Linked DNA regions of Homo sapiens: region 2 is linked to region 1. A link is an interaction called in ENCODE POLR2A ChIA-PET data of the cell type or tissue named here. Cell type or tissue: PC-9. All regions are shown on one strand. Each heading gives the region's core, and the rest is flanking DNA. Links, peaks and the distances in the headings are about the cores only. Region 1 overlaps FBXL20 (F-box and leucine rich repeat protein 20). Region 2 overlaps MED1 (mediator complex subunit 1).

Region 1 (8,000 bases), core at 1-8,000:
CCAGCTGCTCAGGGGACTGAAGCAGGAGGATCACTTGAGCCCAGCAGGTTGAGGCTGCAGTGAGCTGTAATCGTGCCACTGCACTCCAGGCTGGGCAACAGAACGAGACCTCATCTCAAGAAAAAAATACAAATTTAGTTAAGTAGAGTATAAATAATCTAAAATGTGGCTCCTTTTAGACCTTCTTTGTGAATATTGAACACATGTACCTAAGACGGTTTGCTGTGTAGGCTAATAAACTTGATAATATAACAACTTTTATCATTTATAAAATATTTTCACATAAATGATCTTATTTATTTAAAAGCTTTGTGAAGTAGAGTGGATGGTCATTTTACAGCTAAGAAAATCTAGAAAGCTGTTGACTGCCAGGTACTGTGATGCAACCATGAGATGTAACCGAGTAAGATATTGCTGCCCTTAAGTTGCTCACAGTCAACTGTTATTGTGGAATAAATGCTATGGTAGGAATGAGTACATCAGTTTTGGGAAAACAGAGAGCTATGGGGCTAATCTTGGACTAAGAGAGGTTCAGACAGGCTTCCTAAAGTCATTTGCCTGAAGTTAAACTATTAATATTGGAGAATGAACTTGATATCATGGCTTTATCTTCTGGATCTTTTCTGCAGGCAGGAATATTTCAAACAATTTATGGAGTGTTTTTCTGAAGAATATTATAGAAAACTTGGAATTCATCCATAATACAAATATGAAGCTAAACTATTAAGAGTAGATGGAATCAACAATGAAACTAGTATTTTGAAGGCAGAGATCGGACATAAGATATCCTAAATTCAGCCTACAAAAGCGGTACTCTAGAAACATCTCAGATAAGGAAATACACAGGGCCTTTGTAATTTTTTAAAATAAAAGTTTAAAAGGCTTCATTACTACTTTGGTACTGTGAGTTGAATATCCCCGTTTCAAAAATCCAAAATGCAGCTGGGTGCTACTTGAGGGACTGAGGCGGGAGGATCAGTTGAGCCATGGAGGTCACAGCTGTAGTGAGCCCTGATGGCGCCACTGCACTCCAGCCTGGGTGACAGAACGAGACCCTGTCTCAAAAAAAAAAAGAAAGAAAAGAAAATCTGAAATGCTTCAAAATCCCAAACTTTTTGAGTATCAATGTGACACTCAAAGGAACTGCTCACTGGGGCACTTCAGATTTTCAGATATGGGATACTCAGCTATGTAAGTATAATGCAAATATTGCAAAATCTGAAATCTGAAACACTGCTGGTACCAAGCATTTAAGATAAGGGATACTCAACCAGTAATAGCATTGCTCGATGGAGAATCTCGTTTTGAATCAGAGCTCTTTATTAATTACTCTGTAAACTAGAATAAATCACTTAATTTCCATTTTTTGTCTAGAGAGCTTTGAGATATGTGATAAGTACAAAAGGAATATAAATCTGAAAAACATTATAATGCTTTGTGTTTGTTGGTTAAGCTGGATTTTAGATGTTCCTGCTAATGGTATAGTCCCATGTGAATACCACATCGATAAATCTAAATATACATTAGGTAAATATGTTTTTTCTTGTGGGAAAAAATGGGAATGTTTCCATTCCTTTACTAAATAGCCAATAAATTGAGACGTTGGTGTTTTTGGAATTGGATTTAGTGATATGTTTCTCTTATTTTGTTTTATCCTAAGTGAGGGATGTCCACTGTTGGAGCAGTTGAACATTTCCTGGTGTGACCAAGTAACCAAGGATGGCATTCAAGCACTAGTGAGGGGCTGTGGGGGTCTCAAGGCCTTATTCTTAAAAGGCTGCACGCAGGTAATACTCCATGTAGGGCTCGTGAAATTCGGAAGAATCGTGAATGAATCATGAGCTCTTTATAGACAGCCCCAAGATGTTTGTCTGGAGGGAAAGGTTAGTTGTGTGTATTATTGACAAAAGACAAATGCTTACCAAAAATTAAAGTGTTTTCCTTAGGATAAAAGAATGAGAAGAATTAACATCTGACCAAAAATAAACTTGAGGAGGAGGGAGACAAAGTGTAAATTAAGATTATATTAAAGATACACCATGGTCAAGAAGAGTTCCATGCAGTTTAATTTGTGCTGAAAAGAAAACTTGGCTTGTTGTCACTGCCTGATACTTTGAACTGGATAGGCAAAGAAGGCAGTCTTAGCAATTTCCACTTGTTTTTTAACCACCAGTGTTTCTTAAATATGCCAAGTGTACAGCAACCTGCATTTTATAGTATTGATGCTTATTTCCTGCCAGTCACATTACAAATCCAACATATTTTGTCATTAAAAATTTTACTATCTCAGTGTTTTATAGTGAAAAAAAGAATTGATTAGTTAGCCTCTGGAAAGAAATGAGTGGATTTAAATTGTGGCTGACAAACTAAGGCTAGGCTCTACTTTATTTTATTAATGGTTACTAAAACCATAACTTGGATTCCATTAAAAGTGCCCTGATTCTTTTATCACGATGAGAGGGGTTCCATTGTTTGAAAGAGAATTTCAGATGTATGACTGCCTTAAAACAACAGCTTGAGCTTCTGGTTATTTAAGGAATCCTGAAAAATACTGATTGGAATGTATCATTATAATCAGTTACTTACCATCTGTTCTCAGCACTGTAAGCATGGCACCTATCTTCCAGTGGGAGATGAACACTGGATTCCTTTCTTGGCTGTATTTCCTCAAAGTTTGTTTATAAAAAACTTTATAAGGGGTGTGTAGAAGTTTGAAAATTATTTTAGTTTCATGGGCCCTCAGTAAAATGCTGTCAGGTATATTTAATTTATCAGAAGTAAAACCCATAAAAACTAGGCAGTGTTTACTTCATCTTTGTTCTTGATTTGATGATTATGTGAATTTGAATGTGGTCAAAGCTGATTTTAAAAATACTGAGAATCATAATAAGAATTATACTGTTATATGATCATAGCGTATTTTCTGATTCATTGTTCCTTCGAAACTTGGTTGGCTGTATTAGAATGTATGAATGAATGTGTACATTCTTAAATCTCTTTCCTTTGAGACAATGTCAATAATCATTTTTTTCTTACTTTTTAATCTTTCTAGCTAGAAGATGAAGCTCTCAAGTACATAGGTGCACACTGCCCTGAACTGGTGACTTTGAACTTGCAGACTTGCTTGGTAAACATCCCTTCTCACAACTCTTCTGTTTTAGTAATTCATTTCATTAAAATTTTTAAGAGCTATTTTAAGAGCTTCAGTCATCAAGACCAGTATTGTTTTTCTACCACAACCCTAGTGACAAAGTAAACACACAGATGACTTTTGACGTGCTTAACAATACTCATTCCTAGGGGCCTTGGCATAGATAAGATAGGAGGTAGCTAGCTTATGCAGAATTCCAGATGAACTAACTGTAGCTCCACCCCTTTCTTACATACTTAAAAAAACTGTCTACTTTTAAAATGTAAATGATTCACAAGTTTAGTATTTAAAATTGCAGTCAAGCTGGGCACGGTGGCTCATGCCTGTAATCCCAGCACTTTGGGAGGCTGAAGCAGGCAGACTGCTTGAGTCCAGGAGTTTGAGACCAGCCTAGGCAACATGACAAAACCCCGTCTCTACAAAAGGTGCAAAAATTAGCTGGGTTTGGTGGTGTGTGCCTGTAGTCCCAGCTTCTTGGGAGGCTGAGGTGGGAAGATCAGTTGAGCTTGGGAGCTTGAGGTGCAGTGAGCTGAAATCATGCCACAGCACTCCAGCTCGGGCAACAGAGTGAGACCTTGTCTCAAAAAAATAAATAAGATGATGAGCAATATATACTCGTCAAATTATTTTCAAGTAGCATCTATATTTAGCGTTTTGTCTTGTTCAAACTATCAGCTTTTTTGTGTCTACCCCAAAACCCCTGAATTCTACTCAGATAATTTGCTGAAACTATTCAGGCACCTAGAATGTTAACAGTACATCTTTATTTTGTTATTTATTTATTTATTTATTTATTTTGAGGCAAAGTCTTACTCTGTCACCCAGGCTCAAGGGTAGTGGTGAGATCTGCACTCACTGCAGCCAACCTCCACCTCCTAGGCTCAAGCGATTCTCCTGCCTCAGCCTTCTGCATTGCTGGGATTACACGCCACACCCAGCTACTTTTTTTTTTTTTTTTTTTTTGAGACAGAGTCTCACTGTGTCGCCCAGGCTAGAGTGCAGTGACGCTATCTCGGCTCACTGCAACCCTGCTTCCCGGGTTCAAACAATTCTCCTACCTCTGCCTCCTGAGTATCTAGGATTGCAAGTGTGTGTCACCATGCCCGGCTAATTTTTTTTTTTTTTTTTTGAGACGGAGTCTTGCACTGTTGCCTGGGCTGGAGTGCAGAGGCACGATCTCGGCTCACTGCAACCTCCGCCTCCCAGGTTCAAGCGATTCTTCTTGCCTCAGCCTCCCAAGTAGCTGGGATTACAAGCGCCCGTCACCACACCTGGCTGATTTTTTTGTATTTTTAGTAGGGATGGGGTTTCACTATGTTGGCCAGGCTGGTAATTTTTGTATTTTTAGTAGAGATGGGTTTTTGCCATGTTGACCAGGCTGGTCTCAAACTCCTGACCTCAGGTGATCTGCCTGCCTCGGCCTCCCAAAGTGCTGGGATTACAGGCGTAAGCCACTGCCATGGCCTAATTTTTGGGACAGAGTCTTGCTGTGTTACCCAGGCTGGAATGCGGTGGTGTGATTTTTGCTCACCTTCACCTCCCGGGCTCAAGTGATTGTTCCACCTCAGCCTCCCTAGTAGTTGGGACTACAGACATGTGCCACCACACTCAGCTAATTTTTGTATTTTTTTTGTAGAGATGGGGTTTTGCCATGTTGGCCAGGTTGGTCTCGAATTCCTGGGCTCAAGCAATCCACCTGGCTTGGCCTCCCAAAGTGCTGGGAATACAGGTGTGAGCCACGTGCCTGGCCAACAGTACACCTTTAGCTTTTTTCTCTTGCCTTAAAAATTACAAATGTATTTGCCTTGGAGTGAGAGTTGCTCATGGCAAAGAAAAAAGTGATAAGTTCCTTTTTTTTTTTTTTTGAGGTGAAGTCTCACTCTGTCACTCAGACTGGACTATTAGTGGCATGATCACAGCTCACAGCAACCTCCAACTACAGGGCTCAAGCAATCCTTCCACCTCAGCCTTCTGAGTAGCTTGGACTACAGGTGTGTGCCACCACACCTGGCTAATTTTTTAATTTTTTTGTAGAGATAGGGTCTCCCTATGTTGCCAGGCTGGTCTCAAATGTCTGGGCTCAAGCAATCTGCCTGCCTCAGCCTCGCAAAGTGCTGGGATTACAGGCGTGAGCTACCTGGGCTCTTCCTTACAATTCCGATTACTATAGTTGCTGACTATCAGAATTTGCCTAATTTCATTTTATTTATTTATTTATTTAGAGACGGAGTCTCGCTGTATCGCCCAGGCTGGAGTGCAGTGGTGCGATCTCGGCTCTCTGCAACCTCCATCTCCCAGGTTCAAGGAATTCTCCTGCCCCACCTTCCCGAGTAGCTGAGATTACAGGGCGTGCCACCATGCCTGGCTAATTTTGGTAGAGATGGGGTTTTGCCATGTTGGCCAGGCTGCTCTAGAACTCCTGACCTCAAGTGATCTGCCGGCCTTGGCCTCCCAAAGTGCTAGGATTACAGGCATGAGCCACTGCACCCGGCCATGATTTCATTTTTAAGACTGAAATGTGACCAGGCACAGTGGCTCACACCTGTAATCCCAACACTTTGGGAGGCCGAGACGGTGGATCGTTTGAGGTCAGGAGATCGAGACCAGCCTGCAACATGGTGAAACCCATCTCCACTAAAAATACAAAAATTAGCCCGGGCGTAGTGGTGTGTGCCCGTAATCCCAGGTATTTGGGAGGCTGAGGCAGGAGAATCGCTTGAACCCAGGAGGTGGAGGTTGCAGTAAGCTGAGATCGCACCATTGTACTCCAGCCTGGGCGACACAGCCAGACTCCATCTCAAAAAAAAAAAAAAAAAGACTGGAATGTTTACTCCTGAGAGATCAACCACAGTTATTGTAAACATGAAATCATTATCTTAAAATGCCAAAGAAAAACTATTCCTGGAGAGCTTCGTGTGTATGTGTGCACACACGCGCGTGCCTATAATCCCAGCACTTTGGGAGGCCAAGGCGGGTGAATCACCTGAGGTCAGCAGTTCGAGACCAACCTGGCCAATATGGTGAAACCCCATCTCTACTAAAAATACAAAAACCATCTAAGTGTGGTGGTGTGTGCCTGTAATCCCAGCTACTCAGGAGTCTGAGGCAGGAGACTCACTTGAACCTGGGAGGCAGATGTAGCGGTGAGCCAAGAGCACGCCACTGCACTCCAGCCTGGGCAGCAGAGCGAGACTCTGTCTCAAAACAAAAAACAAGTGTGTGTGTTTGTATGTATAAGCACATATATATGCACATATATTTACACACTCTATACATACACATTACATACACACACATATAGACATAAATATGTACATTTGTGGGTTTAGTTTGGTGTTTCTTCATCCTTCCAGCAGGCAGGAATCACAGTGAACGTAAAGAACCAATTCTATCTTATGTGTATTTTATTGTTTTCCTTCACCCAAATCTTAGTACAGGAGTCATTTCTTCCCTACAGCGTGATAAAATGATTCTCAGCATTCATGAGATTTCATGCTCTGCCCAAAATTATTGAGGTGATTAAAGTACATTTTTGATGCTTTCATTTTCTTGACAGATTTGAAAAACATAAAAGTTTAGTAAATTTTACTTTTTTTTTTTTTTTTTTTTTGAGACGGAGTTTTGCTCTTGTTGCCCAAGCTGGAGTGCAATGACATGATCTTGGCTCACTGCAACCTCTGCCTCCTGGGTTCAAGCGATTCTCCTTCCTCAACCTCCCCAGTAGCTGGGATTACAGGCACGTGACACCATGTCTGGCTAATTTTATGTATCTTTAGTAGAAACGGGGTTTCGCCATGTTAGGCTGGTCTCAGACTCCTGACCTCAAGTGATCTGCCCACCTCAGCCTTCTAAAGTGCTGAGATTACAGACGCGAGCCACCGTGCCTGGCCTACAATTTTTTAAAGTACTGACAGTATGACTTAACTCATCTTTCTTCCTCAGTACTCTCTTATAACATACAAAGGAAAGGGCAGCACAGCCCTACGGTACTTTTCTAATATTGTGTGGCACAAATATCTTTGGCCTGCTAAATTTGCATGTGTATTGATTCTTACTTCCCTCTTTACATCTCGGCTATCATAGTCTAAAGACAATACATCATGTTTGTGTGGGACTTTTTTAGCTGCCTCCACGTGTGTTAGTATCTCATTACTTGATCCTCATTAGTATCTGCCTTAGCATCCAATTTTTTTAATCTATATTTGTGTCAGCTACATGATATTGAAAGCATGATTTAAGCAGTGGATATTAAAAGTTGTGGGATTTTGTTTTTTCAGTTGTCCTTGTAATTTATGGACATGACTATTAAACAGAGACAAGAAGAGAGCTTTTATTTTTAGGCCTACACAAAATTAGTGAATCTGGAGGACAAATTGAAGAGTTGATAGTATCCACCATGTTGAGATGTTTATGTGTAACTTTCCTTTTTTTTGTTTACGGGAGTTGGGGGTGGTCTCATTATGTTGCCCAGACTAACCTTGAACTCCTGGGCTAAAGCGATCATTCCACTTCAGCCTCCTGAGTAGCTGGGACTGTAGGCATGTGTGCTTGTAATATTTCTAAAAATATAACATCTTTGATGTGAGGTGGCTTATTGTGCAACAAATTACTCAGTTGGTTAGAAAACAACCAGATATTATTTATGAAATATTTGTACCTGGGCCGGGCGTGGTGGCCCACGCCTGTAATCCCAGCACTTTGGGAGGCTGAGGCTGTCGCCCAGGCTGGAGTGCAGTGGCACAATCTTGGCTCACTGCAACCTCCACCTCCCAGGTTCAAGTGATTCTCCTGCCTCAGCCTCCCGAGTAGCTGGGATTACAGGCATCCGCCACTGCGCCTGGCTAATTTT
Region 2 (15,930 bases), core at 4,550-12,549, 160 kb before region 1:
TATTTATTAGCAGCCAGCAGTTCTCTACAATGTCAAGTGTTCAGATCCTGTGCCATTGTGTATTTTTAAAGTGCGCTGAATTTCGTTCTTTTATTGACCGAACTACGAACTGCAGAAAAACAACTTTTCTGTGGAACTTTACTAAGATTTTCTAAAGTTCCACACTCCGGCTAAGATGCTGCCTTAGCATTTTGGGCATAGTTCTGTTGATACAGTGAACTGTGTTATTGTTTATCTTCTCCAGTTTCCTCTGAGCTTTGCAGATTAGAGTCCTTGCCTGATTATTTTTGTATAGTTTCTGGCACGTAATAGTCGCTCAAAAAGTGTTGGAGCATCGAAGTACAGATATTTATCAGCAGGTTTCTCAAGAAAAACAAAGAGTGTGTTTTGGAGCAGAGGTCGAAAGGTGAGGCCGGGAGCAGTGACTCACACCTGTAATCCCAGCGCTTTGGGAGGCTGCGGCTGGAGGATCCCTGGAGCCCAGGAGTTCGCGACCAGCCTGGGCAACATACTGAGGCCCTGTCTCTACAAAAAAAATAAAAAAATTGCCGGGCACTGTGGCTCACGCGTGTAATCCCAGCACTTTGGGAGGTTGAGGCGGGTGGATCACCTGAGGTTGGGAGATCGAGACCAGCCTGACCAACATGGAGAAAACCCGTCTCTACTAGAAATACAAAATTAGCCGGGCGTGGTGGTGAATGCCTGTAATCCCAGCTACCTGGGAGGCTGAGGTGGGAGGATTGCTTCAACCCAGGAGGTGGAGGTTGTGGTGAGCCAAGACTGCGCCATTGCATTCCTACCTGGGCTACAAGAGCGAAACTTCGTCTCAAAAAAAAAAAAAAAAAAAAAAGGCCGGGTGTGGTGGCTCACTCCTGTAATCCCAGCACTTTGGGAGGCTGAGGTGGGCGGATCACCTGAGGTTAGGAGTTCAAGACCAGACTGGCTAACATGGTGAAACCCTTTCTCTACTAAAAATACAAAATTAGCCAGGCACAGTGGCATGCCTGCAATCCCAGCTACTTGGTAGGCTGAGGCAGGAGAATCACCCAAACCCGGGAGGTGGAGGTTGCAGTGAGCCAAGATAGTGCCACTGGACTCCAGTCTGGGCAACAAGAGCAAAACTCCGTCTCAAAAAAAAAAAAAAAGAAAAAAAATTGAAAATAAATAAAATAAAAAATTAGCTCCAGGTAGTGGCTCAAGGCTGTAATCCCAGCACCTTGGGAGGCCGAAGCGGGCGAATCACTTGAGCCCACAAGTTGGAGACCAGCCTAGACAACCTGGCAAAAGCCTGTCTCTACAACAGATACAAAAATTAGCTAGGCATGGTGGCACAAGCCAGTAGTCCCAGCTACTTGGGAGGCTGAGGTGGGAGGATTACCTGAATCCTGTAGGTCAAGGCTCCAGTGAGCCAGAATCATGCCACTGCACTGTAACCTGGGCGACAGAGCGAGACCCTGTTTCAAGGGAAAATTAGCTATAGTCTCAGCTACTCTGAAGGCTGAGCTGGGAGGATCACTTGATCCTGGAGCATGGGAGGTTGAGGCTGCAATAGGCCTTGATTGTGCCAGTGCACTCAAGCTGGGGCTACAGAGTGATACTCTGTCTTAAAAAAAAAAAAGAAAAGAAAGATGTACTCCTTGGGTGCAAGGAGACAACAAGTGTAAAAATGGAAACTTCATGAAGTAGGAGTTTTTGTCTAGTTTGTTCATTGCTGTCTTTTTAGCATTTTCATTTATTTATTTATTTATTTGAGACAGAGTTTTGCTCTTGTTGCCCAGGTTGGAGTGCAGTGGCGCAATCTGGGCTCACTGCAACCTCCGCCTCCTGGGTTCAAGTGATTCTCCTGCCTCAGCCTTCCGAGTAGCTGGGATTACAGGCATGTACCACCAAGCCCGGCTAATTTTGTATTTTTAGTAGAGATGGGGTTTCTCCGTGTTGGTCAGGCTGGTCTCGAATTCCCAACCTCAGGTGATCCACCCGCCTTGGCCTCCCAAAGTGCTGGGATTACAGGCGTGAGCCACTCCGCCCAGCCAGCATTTTCATTTATTTTTTTTCTTTTTTTTAAATTTTCCTCTCTAGCCCAGTTCAATAACTTTTTTTTTTTTTTTTTTGACACAATGTCTCCCTCTGTTGCCTAGGATGGAGTAAGTGGTGTGATCAAGGCTCATCACTGAAGCTTCGACCTCCCAGGCTGAGGTGATCCTTCTGCCTCAGCCTCCAGAGTAGCTGGGGACTGACTACAGGCACATGCCAGGAGGCTTGGCTAATTTTTTTCTTTCTTTTTTTTTTTGAGACAGTGTTTCGCTCTGTTGCCCATGCTGGAGTGCAATAGTGTGATCTCGGCTCACTGCAACCTCTGCCTCCTGGATTCAAGCAATTCTCCTCCCTTAGCCTCCCAAGTAGCTGGGATTACAGGCATGCACCACCACATCTGGCTAATTTTGTATTTTCGGTAGAGACAGGGTTTGACACTCCAGCCTGGTCATCAAGAGTGAAACTTAGTCTTTAAAAAAAAAAAAAAAAAGGTGGATAGATAACAGTCCAGTGGTATGGTATTCCTTACATCAGACCCATAACTTGTGTGTCATCTTGCCATTAAAAATGTCTTCTTTGGATGTTTTGAAGTAAAATGATTTTGGAAAATATTTTAACTGAATTCTTACTGTGATGAAGTGTGGGAATTTATTTTGCAAGGAAAACTGTGGATGGTCTTGATAGAACAGTTACTGATAACGTTTTCTGATTTAAATCATAGAGTCAGAAAAGCTGAGTAAGATGAGTTCTCTCCTGGAACGGCTCCATGCAAAATTTAACCAAAATAGACCCTGGAGTGAAACCATTAAGCTTGTGCGTCAAGTCATGGTAAGGATTGTGGTGAAGTGGGTAAAGTGTTTTGCTTAGATAATTATTCTTAATACGCTAAGCTCCCCATGTAGATGTGTTCATACTATCTTCATAAAACATCTGAATACATGGTGGTTTCAACTTTAGGAGTCTATTGTATCTATACTACAGGTTGAATATCCCTTATATGAAATGCTTGGGACCGGAAGTGTTTTAGATTTTGGATTGTTTTGGATTTTGGAATATTTGCAAATATATAATGAGATATCTTGGGGATGGGACCCAAGTCTAAACACATAATTTATTTATGTTTCATAAACACCTTATAGATATAGCCTGAAGGTAATTTTATACAACATATTTAATAATATATTTAATACTTTTGTGTGTGAAACTAAGTTTTTTTTTGTTTTTTTTTTTTATTGAGACGGAGTTTCACTCTTGTTGCCCAGGCTGGGTTGTAATAGCCCGATCTCGGCTCACTGCAACCTCTGCCTCCCAGGTTCAAGTGATTCTTCTGCCTCAGCCTCCCGAATAGCTGGGATTACAGGCATGCGCCACCACGCCCAGCTAATTTTTATATTATTTGTAGAGACGGGGTTTCTCCATGTTGGTCAGGCTGGTCTTGACCTCCAGACCTCAGGTGATCCACCTGCCTTCGCCTCCCAAAGTGCTGGGATTACAGGCGTGAGCCACCGCGTCCAGCCGTTTTGACTGCATTTTGACTATGACCCTGTTATGTGAGGTCAGGTGTGAAATCCTTGGTGGCATCATTGGGAATGCTAAAAAGGTTTTGGATTTGGGAGCATTTCAGATTTTTGATTTTCAGATTAGGTATGCCCAGCCTGTACTAGTAGAATTTTTGATTCATTCTTTTTTTTGAGACCAGGTCTTATCATCCAGGCTCAAGTGCAGTGGCGCGATCATGGCTCACTGCAGCTTCAACTTCCCAGGCTCAGGTGGTTCTCCCACCTCAGCCTCCTAGTATCTGGAACAACAGGTGCATGTAACCATGTCCAGCTAGTTTTTTTTTTTTTTTCTTTGAGATGGAGTCTTGCTCTGTGGCCAGGCTGGAGTGCAATGGTGCGATCTCGGCTCACTGCAACCTCTGCCTCTTAGGTTCAAGAGATTCCCCTGCGTCAGCCTCCCGAGTAGCCGGGACTACAGGCACACGCCACCACGCCTGGCTAATTTTTTGTATTTTAGTAGAGATGGGGTTTCACCATGTTGGTCAGGATGGTCTCCATCTCCTGACCTCGTGATCTGCCTCCCAAAGTGCTGGGATTACAGGCGTGAGCCACTGTGCCCGGCTGCCCAGCTAGTTTTTTATATTTTTTGTAGAAATCGTTTTTTTTTTTTTTTTTTTGAGATGGAGTGTCGCTTTGTCACCCAGGCTGGAGTGCAGTGGTGCGATCTCGGCTCACTGCAAGCTTTGCCTCCCGGGTTCATGCCGTTCTCCTGCCTCAGCCTCCCGAGTAGCTGGGACTACAGGCCCCTGCCACTATTCCCGGCTAACTTTTTGTATTTTTAGTAGAGACGGGGTTTCACCGTGTTAGCCAGGATGGTCTCGATCTCCTGACCTCGTGATCCACCCGTCTCGGCCTCTCAAAGTGCTGGGATTACAGGCGTAGCCACTGCGCTTAGCCAGAAATAGGTTTTTACTCTGTGGCTCAGGCTGGTCTCAAACTTGTGGGCTCAAGTGATCCACCCACTTTGGCCTCCCAAAGTGTTAGGATTACAGTGTGAGCCACCGTGCCTGGCGGATTCATTTTTTTTTTTTTTTTTTAAAGATGGAATCTCTGTCTGTCACCTAGGCTGGAGTGCAGTGGTGGGATCTTGGCTCACTGCATCCTCCGCCTCCTGGGTTCAAGCGATTCTCCTGCCCCAGCCTCCTGAGTAGCTGGTATTACAGGCATCCGCCACCATGCCCAGTTAATTTTTGTATTTTTAGTAGAGATGGGGTTTCACCATGTTAGCCAGGCTGGTCTTGAACTCCTGACCTTGTGATCCACCTGCCTCAGCCTCCCAAAGTGCTGTGATTACGGGTGTGAGCCCCTGTGCCTGGCCCAGGTTGTCATTTTTATTCCTTAAGGCAACCAAATTCTAGCTTGAAATATGTTCTGTAAATGATACTGTCATTAGAGAGACATTGTGAGATAGAAGGATTCCAGGTGGCTAATAAGGCCCTCTCTTTGGGTACCACTCTCTTGGTTTGGTCACCATGACTTTGCTTGTCTACTTTTCAGTTTTGCAGATTCAGAAACCTAATTTTATTGGTACATCAAGATTTTATAGAGTTTTCATGGCTGGGCGTGGTGGTTCACATCTGTAATCCCAGCACTTTGGGAGGCTGAGGCGGGTCGATCACCTGAGGTCAGGAGTTCGAGACCAGGCTGACCAACAAGGTAAAACCCTGTCTCTACTAAAAAGACAAAATTAGCTGGGCATAGTGGCAGGCGCCTGTAGTCCCAGCTACTCGGGAGGCTGAGACAGCAGAACCGCTTGAACCCGGGAGGTGGAGGTTGCAGTGAGCCAAGATCATGCTACTGCACTCCAGTCTGGGCATCGGAGCGAGACTCCATCTCAAAAAAAAAAAAAGAGTTTTCAACAACTGACATACTGTATGCTTATTTATTAATTTATGACAAAACATTTAGTTTTCCAGTTTTCATAATACTGGTATTCATTGACCAGAGCACCTCTTCTCCTGTCAAGAATCAAGAGATTTCAGATTATTAATAAATTACTTTGTTTTGTAAGGGAGAATTAGAGCAGTGAGATAGATTTATTTGCAACATGGAAAAGCCTGGAAAACTATCCTTATACCAGAAAACTGTTCACGTTTTTAGGGACTGGAATGTTTTTCAGAGAGAAACTTCTTCACTGGATAGGGTTAGGAAAACTAGGCTAAGTTTTTTTTTGTTTGTTTGTTTGTTTTGTTTTGTTTGAGATGGAGTCTCACTCTGTCACCAAGGTTGGAGTGCAATGGTGTGGTCTTGGCTCACTGCAACCTCTGCATCCCCGGGTCAAGCGATTCTCCTGCCTCAGCCTCCTGAGTAGCTGGGACTACAGGCGCGTACCACCACACCTGGCTAATTTTTGTATTTTTAGTAGAGATGGGGTTTCACTATGTTGGCCAGGCTGGTCTCGAACTCCTGACCTCATGATCTGCTCGCCTTGGCCTCCCAAAGTGCTGGGATTACAGGCGTGAGCCACTGCAACCGGCCTCAAACTAGGCTAAGTTTTTGTTCTTTGGAAGTCCCTTTTCTGGACTACATGTTCTGTTTCTTTTCTTTTTCTTTTTTTTTTTGAGACAGAGTCTCTCTCTGTCGCCAGGCTGGAGTGCAGTGGTGTGATCTCGGCTCACTGCAACCTCCGCCTCCTGGGTTCAAGTGATTCTCCTGCCTCAGCCTGCTGAGTAGCTGGGACTATAGGCGTGCACCACCACGCCCAGATAATTTTTGTATTTTTAGTAGAGACGGGGTTTCACCATTTTGGCCAGGATGGTCTCAGTCTCTTGACCTCGTGATCCACCCGCCTTGACCTCCCAAAGTGCTGGGATTACAGGTGTGAGCCACCGCACCCAGCCTATATGTTCTGTTTTTTAGAGTCAATCTCATTTTCTTAAAATTTGGTTGTGTTTCTCAGATTACATGCAAATCACCTTGTTAAATTTGTACACTACCAAATCTCCTGAGCCATCTTATTTAACTGTTTATATCTTAGCATGTGGTCACTTCCACAGGCGGCAGATCTCATGTATTACATTTTGATTCTTCCTAATATTTCTCTAAAGGTTTTTTTGTTTTAGATGTGGAAATACAACGTTTTCTTTTTTGTTTTTGACTAAATAGAAACAGGATCTCTCTATCTTGCCTTGGCTGGTCTCGAACTCCTGGACTCAAGTGATTATTCAGCTTTGGCCTCTCAGTGTGCTAGAATTACAGGCATGAGCCACGTGCCTGGCTGAGGAATACCTTTTTCTACACTCATATATATGGATTTTGCATGGATGGACAGAGTAACACTTGTAGACCAGTGTTACTCTATATAGTCTACAAAATCTATAGACTATATTGAGTCTATAGACTGTCCTGCAATATTACTACTAGGATAATGTGTATGTTTACCTAAAACACTGTTGGCCTGGTTAATTTTCACCTCAAATGTTTTCCCACTTGACACAGGAGAAGAGGGTTGTGATGAGTTCTGGAGGGCATCAACATTTGGTCAGCTGTTTGGAGACATTGCAGAAGGCTCTCAAAGGTTTGTGAACACTTTTGAAATATGCTGATTTCACAAAACCCCCAGTTCAAGAAGGACCATTTTATACTTAAACTAGAAGTAAAAAATTGAGGTAGGTCAACTTTATGTATTAGATATTGCTCTTGCATTCATTTATGGAGTTGGAATGATCTTTTTGCTAAAGTTTGAAACATTTATTTTTGATCCTGTTTTGGAGGCTGATAGAGATTTAAAAGATAAATGATGAAGGGTAATATAAGATACCTGGGGAGGCTGGGTGCGGTGGCTCGCTCCTGTAATCCCAGCACTTTGGGAGGCTGAGGTGGGCGGATCACAAGGTCAGGAGTTTGAGACCAGCCTGGCCAACATGGTGAAACCCTGTCTCTACTAAAAATACAAAAATTAGCTGGACGTGGTGGCGGGCACCTATAATCCCAGCTTCTCGGGAGGCTGAGGCAGGAGAACAGTGTGACCTGGGGAGGCGGAGGTTGCAGTGAGCCAAAATCACGCCATTACACTCCAGCCTGGGCAACAGGGCAAGACTTGTCTCAAAAAAAAAAAAAAAAAAAAAAAAGATACCTGGGAAAAGTTTTTTTTCCCTTCACATTTATTTCTGATTAATCTCGATAAGAAGATGGACTTTTTTTTTTTTTTTTTTTTTTTTTGAGATGGAGTTTCACTCTTGTTGCTCTGGCTGGAGTGCAGTGGTGGAATCTCGGCTCACCACAACCTCTGCCTCCTGGGTTCAAGCGATTCTCCTGCCTCAGCCTCCCAAGTAGCTGGGATTACAGGCATGTGCCACCATGCCCGGGTAATTTTATATTTTTAGTAGAGACAGGGTTTTCCATGTTGGTCAGGCTGGTCTCGATCTCTTGACCTCAGGTGATCTGCCCACCTTGGCCTCCCAAAGTTCTGGGATCACAGGCGCGAGCCACAGCAACTCGCGAAGTTTTTTTTTTTTTTTTTTTTTTTCCGAGACGGTGTCTCACTCTGTCACCCAGGCTGGAGTGCAGTGGCACAATCTTGGCTCACTGCAACCTCCACCTCCTGGGTTCAAGCGATTCTCCTGGCTCAGCCTCCCAAGCAGCTGGGACTACAGGCGCGTCCCACCACGCCTGGCTAATGTTTTGTATTTTTAGTAGAGATGGGGTTTCACCGTGTTAGCCAGGATAGTATAGATCTCCTGACCTCGTGATCCACCCGCCTCGGCCTCCCAAATTGCTGGGATTACAGGCGTGAGCTACCATGCCTGTCCAGAAGATGGACATTTTAACTCTAAAAAGATTTTTACGGTGTTTATGGAGCAAATTTCCAGGAAAGCAAATGTAAAATATAAGTCATGAGCTTGATTATTCATGCTTATAATGACTAATTCTATTTTTGGGGAATAATGAAAGTAAAAACAGATTTTACTGTGATCCACCAGAAATGAACCTAATTCAGCTGAGGGTTTTTTTTTTTTTTTCTGGAGACAGTGTCTCACTCTGTCGTCCAGGCTGGAGTGCAGTGGCACGATCTCTGCTCACTGCAACCTCCGTTTCCCGGATTCAAGTGATTGTTCTGCCTCAGCCTCCTGAGTAACTGGGATTACAGGCGCCCATTACCATGCTCAGCTAATTTTTGGATTTTTAGTAGAGATGGGGTTTCACCATGTTGGCCAGGGTGGTCTTGGACTCCTGACCTCAGGTGATCTGCCTGCCTTGGCCTCCCAAAGTGTTGGGATTACAGGCGTGAGCCACTTTGCCCAGTCTCAGCTGAGTATTATCTTCTTTACCTTTTTTTGTTTTCTTTTTCTTTGAGACAGAGTGTCGCTGTGTCACCCAGGCTGGAGTGCAGTGGCACGATCTCTGCTCACTGCAACCACTGCGCCCCCACCGGGTTCAAGAGATTCTCTTGCCTCAGCCTCCCGAGAGGGTGGGATTATAGGCGCGCACCACCACACCTGGCTAATTTTTGTATTTTTATTAGAGACAGGGTTTCACCACGTTGGTCAGGCTGGTCTTGAACCCCTGACCTTGTGATCCGCATGCCTCGGTCTCCGAAAGTGTTAGGATTACAGGCGTCAGCCACCGCACGAGGCCTTTTTTTCTGTTTTAATTGTGGTAAAATATAGGTAACAAAATTTACCATTTTCTTTGTTTCTAAGTGTATAGTTCAGTAGCGTTAAGTACATTCATATTATTGTATAATCATCACCACTGTCCATCTGTAAAACTTCACTCATCTTCCCAAGCTTACATTCTGTAATGTCCCATTCCCGCCTTCCCCCAGTCCCTGGCAGCCACCATTCTGCTTCCTGTCTTTATGAATTTGACTACTCTGTATACCTGATATAAGTGGAATCATATATTTGTCCTTTTGTGACTGGCTTATTTCACTAAACGTAATGTCTTCAAGGTTCATCTATTTTGAAGCATTTATTAGAATTTCTTTCTTTTTTAAGGTTGAAAAATACTCCTCTTTATGTATATACATTTCATTTATCCATTCATCTGCTAGTGGACACTTGGATTGTTTTAACCTTTTGACTGTTGTGATTAATGGTGTTGTTAATGTTGAGTTTTTTTTAATGTTAGTTTTAATGTTAATCTTCCTTATTCTATCATTAGCAGATAAATGTGTCTTAAGTTAAAGGCAGTTTGTCCCACATAAGGAGTAATGAAAACAGGAGAGGAGAAAGGTTCGGTAATTTTTCAAATAGATCTTTTTTTTTTGACCTTTAGTACTGCATAGGCCACAGCTAACCCTAATCAGTGAACTTTATGTAAATTACAAGCATTTGAACTACTGAATATGTTTACGGTTTTGGAAGGATGAATCTTTCTGTCTTAAAAGAATATCATTTAAGTCATTTGGAGCATTCTTTGTGACTCCTTTTTTCATCCTTTTATAGTAACATCTTTACCAGCAATGACTGATCGTTTGGAGTCCATAGCAAGACAGAATGGGTAAGTAGTCTTTCTGTAGGCAGAAATGTTTAACTTAGTGTTAACTTTGGGTGGCTTTATTTATGTGTCTTCTATTAATTTTTGTTTTGATTTGTTCCTGCTAGACTGGGCTCTCATCTCAGTGCCAGTGGCACTGAATGTTACATCACGTCAGATATGTTCTATGTGGAAGTGCAGTTAGATCCTGCAGGACAGCTTTGTGATGTAAAAGTGGCTCACCATGGGGAGAATCCTGTGGTATGTGTTGTTGATATTTCACTGGAATCTGTGGGGTTTACTTAGGGACATTAATTTTAAAATTAATTGTTGGGGTTTAAATAGCTTGGGTTTAGGTTTTTCCATGAGCCACTGTAGAGATGATGTGATGGGCTACAAAATCAACAGCTATAGAATGGGATTTAGAAAATATGGGTCCCATCTCTGACATCATCCAAAGGCTTTAACAAGTGGAAACACCATAGGAACCCTTTTCCCTTTCCTTCCTTCCTTCCTTCCTTTCTTTCTTTTCTTTCTTTTTTCTTTCTTTCTTTCTTGCTTGCTTGCTTGCTTTCTTTTTCTTTTCTTTCTTTTCTTTCTTTCTCTTTCTCTCTTTCTTTCTTTCTTTCCTTCCTTCCTTCCTTCCTTCCTTCCTTCCTTCTTTCTTTCTTTCTTTCTTTCCTTCTTTCCTTCTTTTTCTTTTTTTTTTTCCCTGGGACAGAGTCTCGTTCTGTCGCCTGGAGTGCAGTGGCATGATCTTGGCTCACTGTAATCTCTGCCTCCTGGATTCAAGCAATTCTCCTGCCTCAGCCTCCCAAGTAGCTGGGATTACAGGTGTGTGCCACCATGCCTGGCTAATTTTTGTATTTTTAGTAGAGACGGGGTTTCCCTATGTTGGCCAGGCTGGTCTCCAGCTCCTGACCTCAAGTGATCCACCTGCCTCAGCCTCCCAAAGTGTTGGGATTACAGGCATAAGCCACTGCACCGGCAGGAACCCTTTTCATTTCATATCAACAAACATGAGCCACGATTGAACAATAGGTGCTGGGGATACAGAAATAAATGACTCAGGGTTACTACCTTCAAAGAGATTATAATCAAGAACAGATGATCTGAAAAATTATGTAATAGAGATGAATGTAAAATCTGTGTAACCAGATAATTTGATATGAATTCCATGTATGGCATTAGAGTTCCTAATGTTTTAAACAAGCTACTGAAAGTAGATTCTTTTAAAAACTATTTCATATGCTTTGACTTTAAATTTCTCACCCTAATCCTGTGGTTCACCAAGTAGGAAGAAGATGCTTTTTAATATTTTAATATGAGGACCATCTGTAGTTTTAATGGTTTTGTTGTAAAACATGTGCTATAGAAAAAGAGAAAGGCTTTTGATATCTTCAAAGTTGCTAAAGTAGTTTTAATGTTTTAACATAATTTTCTTTGATTTCAGAGCTGTCCGGAGCTTGTACAGCAGCTAAGGTGAGCAAATACGATTTATATTCCTTGATATTGACAGACAGTGCTGTTCTTTACAGCTGGCTTTTAAGACTGGTCAGAAGTTATTCTCCTCAGGAACAAGTTTATTTTCTTGGGCAAAGATTTTTAAGAGTCTATACTTAATCACGTCCTGAATTGACATAGCATAGCTTTTCACCCTACTCTATCCCAGGGTTTTTTTGTTTTCGTTTTTGTTTTGAGATGGAGTCTTGCTCTATTGCCCAGGCTGGAGTGCAGTGGCGCGATCTCAGCTCACTGCAACCTCTGCCTCCTGGGTTCAAGCGATTTTCCTGCCTCAGCCTCCAGAGCGGCTGGGACTGCATGTGTGTGCCACCATGCCCAGCTAATTTTTGTATTTTTAATAGAGACTAGGTGGCTGGGTGCGGTGGCTCACGCCTGTAATCCCAGCACTTTGGGAGGCTGAGGCAGGTGGATCCATGAGGTCAGGAGTTCAAGACCAGACTGGCCAAGATGGTGAAACCCCATCTCTATTAAAAATATAAAATTTAGGCTGACACCTGTAATCCCAGGACTTTGGGAGGCTGAGGCGGGTGGATCATGAGGTCAGGAGATCAAGACCATCCTGGCTAACACGGTGAAACCCCATCTCTACTAAAAAAAGAAAAAATACAAAAAATTAACTGGGTGTGGTGGCAGGCATCTGTGGTTCCAGCTACTAGGGAGGCTGAGGCAGGAGAATGGCGTGAACCTGGGAGCGGAGCTTGCAGTAAGCTGAGATCTCGCCACTGCACTCCAGCCTGGGCGACAGAGCAAGACGCCGTCTCAAAAAAAAAAAAAAAAAAAAAAAATTAGCCAGGCATGGTGGTGGGTACCTGTAATCCCAGCTACTCGGGAGGCTGAGGCAGAAAATTGCTTGAACCCAGGAGGCGGAGGTTGTAGTGTGCTGAGATCGTGCCACTGCACTCCAGCCTGGGTGACAGAGCAAGACTCCATCTCAGAAAAAAAAAAAAAATAGAGACGAGGTTTCGCCATGTGGGCCAGGCTGATCTTGAACTCCTGACCTCACATCTCCCAAAGTGCTGGGATTACAGTTGTGAGCCACCATGCTGGACCCTTTTCTTTTCTTTTCTGTTTTTTTTTGAGACGGAGTTTTGTTCTTGTTACCTAGTCTGGAGTATAATGGTGCGGTCTCGGCTCACTGAGCACCTGGCCCCTTTTCTGTTTTTTTATTTTTATTTTTATTTTTTTGGTGAGACGGAGATTTACTTTTGTTGCCCAGGCTGGAGTGCAATGGTGTGATCTTGGCTCACCGCATCCTCTGCCTCCTGGGTTCAAGTGATTCTCCTGCCTCAGCCTCCCGAGTAGCTGGGATTACAGGCATGTGCTACCACGCCCTGCTAATTTTGTATTTTCAGTAGAGACGGGGTTTCACCGTGTTGCCCAGGCTGATCTCAAACTCCTGACCTCAGGTGATCCTCCTGCCTTGGCCTCCCAAAGTGCTGGGATTATAGGCATGAGCCACTGTGCCCGGCCCCTGTTTTTTTAAGTTTTAATTTTTTTTTTCTTATTTTGATTCAGATTCCCAACAGAAAGATATCCCAGGGTCTCTTAAACTTGGTACTAATGACAATTTGGATTGGAAAATTCTTTGCTCCCGGGTGGCCTGGTGCATTCTATTATGTTTAATAGCATCCCTGGCCTCTTCATTAGTTGCTAGTAGTATCTCCTTAGTTGTTACAACCATGTCCCCTGGGGCACAAAATCACCCCTGGTTGGGAATTGGTGATCTAGGTTTAGGAATTTCATATAGCTGGGGGCGGTGGCTCATGCCTATAATCCCAACAATTTGGGAGGTCGAAGTGAGCAGATCACTTGAGGCCAAGAGTTCAAGACCAGCCTAGCCAGCCTGGCGAAACCCTGTCTCTACAAAAAATACAAAAATTGCTGAATGTGAGGCCAGGCGCGATGGCTCATGCCTGTAATCCCAGCACTTTGGGAAGCCGAGGCAGGCGGATCACCTGAAGTCAGGAGTTCGAGACCAGCCTGACCAACACGGAGAAACCCCGTCTCTACTAAAAATACAAAATTAGCCGTGCGTGGTGGCACATGCTTGTAATCTCAGCTACTTGGGAGGCTGAGGCAAGAGAATCGCTTGAACCCGGGAGGCAGAGGTTGTGGTGAGCCAAGATCATGCCATTACAGTCCAGCCTGGGCAACAAGAACAAAACTCTGTCTCAAAAAAAAAAAAAAAGTAGCTGAGCATAGTGGCTCACACGTGTAATCCCAGCTACTCAGGAGGCTGAGGCACAAGATGGCTTGAGCCTGGGAGGTGGAGGTTGCAGTGAGCTGGGATCACATCACTGCATTCCAGCCTGGGTGACGGAGTGAGACTGTCTCAAAAAAAAAAATAATAAAGAATTATGTGTGGAACAAAATAAATAGAAGGTAATCATTGAATCAGTGAAGGCTTGATAATTGAGTATGATACCATGAAAATAACTTTTTCGCTTTGATTTTGGGAAAAATTGTTTCATTTAGAAGGTACATGTGTGTTACAGTAAAAGTGCTAGGCTTGAAGACAGTCGCTTTTAGCAGATAGTGGATTTTTTCACTTTTCTTTTAATTGAGTGGAAATTTCTGTACTTAAATTTAAACTCAGAGTTAAGACTTTTGGGGAATTTAAGGAAGTTATTACATACACTTTGTTTTGAGCATTGCGAAGTTCTCAGGCACCACATGAGGATGTCTTAGAGTGTTCACATTGAGGAAATAAGTTGTGTATGTGTGTGTGCAAAAGCTTTTTTTTTTTTTTTTTTCTTTTTTTTGAGTTGGAGTCTTGCTCTGTCGCCCAGGCTGGAGTGCAGTGGTGTGCTCTCTGCTCACTGCAAGCTCCGCCTCCTGGGTTCATGCCATTCTCCTGCCTCAGCCTCCCGAGTAGCTGGGACTACAGGCACCTGCCACCATGCCCGGATAATTTTTGTATTTTTAGTAGAGACGAGGTTTCATCGTGTTAGCCAGGATGGTTTCGATCTCCTGACCTCGTGATCTGCCCGCCTCGGCCTCCCAAAGTGCTGGGATTACAGGTGTGAGCCACCGCACCCGGCCTTTTTTTTCGAGATGGTGTGTCACTCTGTTGCTCAGGCTGGAGTACAGTGGCGCAATCTCGGCTCACTGCAACCTCCCCCTCCCGGGTTCAAGCGATTTTCCTGCCTTAGCCTCCTGAGTAGCTGGGATTATGGGTACCTGCCATTATGCCCGGCTAATTTTTGTAGTATCCAGGCATGGTGAAACCTTATGTCTACTAAAAATACAAAAAATTAGCCGGGTGTGGTGGTGCTCGTCTGTAATTCCAGCTACACAGGAGGCTGAGGCTGGAGAATTGCGTGAACTCAGGAGGTGGAAGTTGTAGTGAGCTGAGATCGTGCCATCGCCATCGGACTCCAGCCTGGACGACAGAGTGAGACTCTGTCTCAAAAAAGAAAAGGAGAAAAAAAGAAATAATGTTGACTTTTACCTGATATTACCATTTAGTATAGATGGTAATATTAAGTTAAAGAATATATTTTGCTGCTACTCGTTTCTTTTTGCTGTCTTAATAGCACTGTTGACTGTAAGTGCTCAGTAAATGCTCACAGAATGTCTGCTCAAGTGTCTGACATTGTCATGGCAGTTTAGCTTTCCAGAGAGCTTTTTTTTTCAAGTTTGAAAAAAGATATCAAGAGTTAGAATTGTGGAGATGTATTGGATTCCTAAACCTATCCACAAAAGCCCATTTGTCCGACAATCGAAGCCTGAATATTGGGTCCTAGAAAGCCAGAGGTCACGGTAGTAGTTTATGTTTTCTAGGGTAGATCTGGTCGTAGCAATATTTTCTAATGGGTATTTTGCCTCGAGAGTACCCACTACCTTTTCTCTGGGTCTCCATCTCTGTCCTAGTATTTGTTTTCCCTCTCATCTTTGCTCTCATGTTGCTGTATACCCACAAGTGTTGTGTCTTCCCAATTTATTTTCTTTTTTTGACACACAGTCTTGCTCTGTTGCCCAGGCTGGAGTGCAGTGGCGCGATCTCGGCTCACTGCAAGCTCCGCCTTCTTGGTTCATGCTGTTCTCCTGCCTCAGCCTCCTGAGTAGCTGGGACTACAGGTGCCCGCCACCACACTCGGCTAATTTTTTTTTGTATTTTTAATAGAGATGGGGTTTCACCATGCTAGCCAGGATGGTCTCGATCTCCTAACCTCATGATCCACCCACCTTGGCCTCCCAAAGTGCTGGGATTACAGGCGCGAGGACTGTGCCTGGCCCTTCCTAATTTATTTTCTTCTTATTATCTCTGCAATCAAAAGTTTTATTTTTGTTGACATCCAAATTCAGTTACATATTTGGAGGAAAGGAGCTGGGTGTGGTGGTGCACACCTGTTGTTGAAGGTGAGAGGTTGAAGTGAGAGCATTGCTGAAG

Evidence for each region. ChIA-PET counts read pairs that join two places held together with the same protein. Peaks named below come from ENCODE experiments on the same cell type or tissue, not always from the same donor. Only the 100,000 strongest peaks of a DNase experiment are listed, where the experiment ranks them.
Region 2: POLR2A ChIA-PET joins it to region 1 with 10 read pairs; 7 of 35 experiments call an interaction of 5 or more read pairs at or near these places.

The regions. Positions count from the first base shown.
Region 1 is chr17:39,276,516-39,284,515 of GRCh38, reverse strand. FBXL20 (F-box and leucine rich repeat protein 20) reads left to right here. Exons shown (of 15, transcript NM_032875.3): 8 at 1,661-1,787; 9 at 3,053-3,127. Among named protein-coding and RNA genes, the nearest start is that of MIR548BC, 17 kb to the left of the region's middle. In PC-9, for the core only: no CTCF peak of the experiment used is centred there; a DNase peak (open chromatin) is centred at 3,315; H3K27ac peaks cover 782 bases.
Region 2 is chr17:39,434,730-39,450,659 of GRCh38, reverse strand. It overlaps MED1 (mediator complex subunit 1), which reads left to right. Exons shown (of 17, transcript NM_004774.4): 2 at 2,756-2,862; 3 at 7,032-7,110; 4 at 9,983-10,037; 5 at 10,142-10,274; 6 at 11,467-11,495. Among named protein-coding and RNA genes, the nearest start is that of MED1, 8.6 kb to the left of the region's middle. In PC-9, for the core only: no CTCF peak of the experiment used is centred there; no DNase peak of the experiment used is centred there.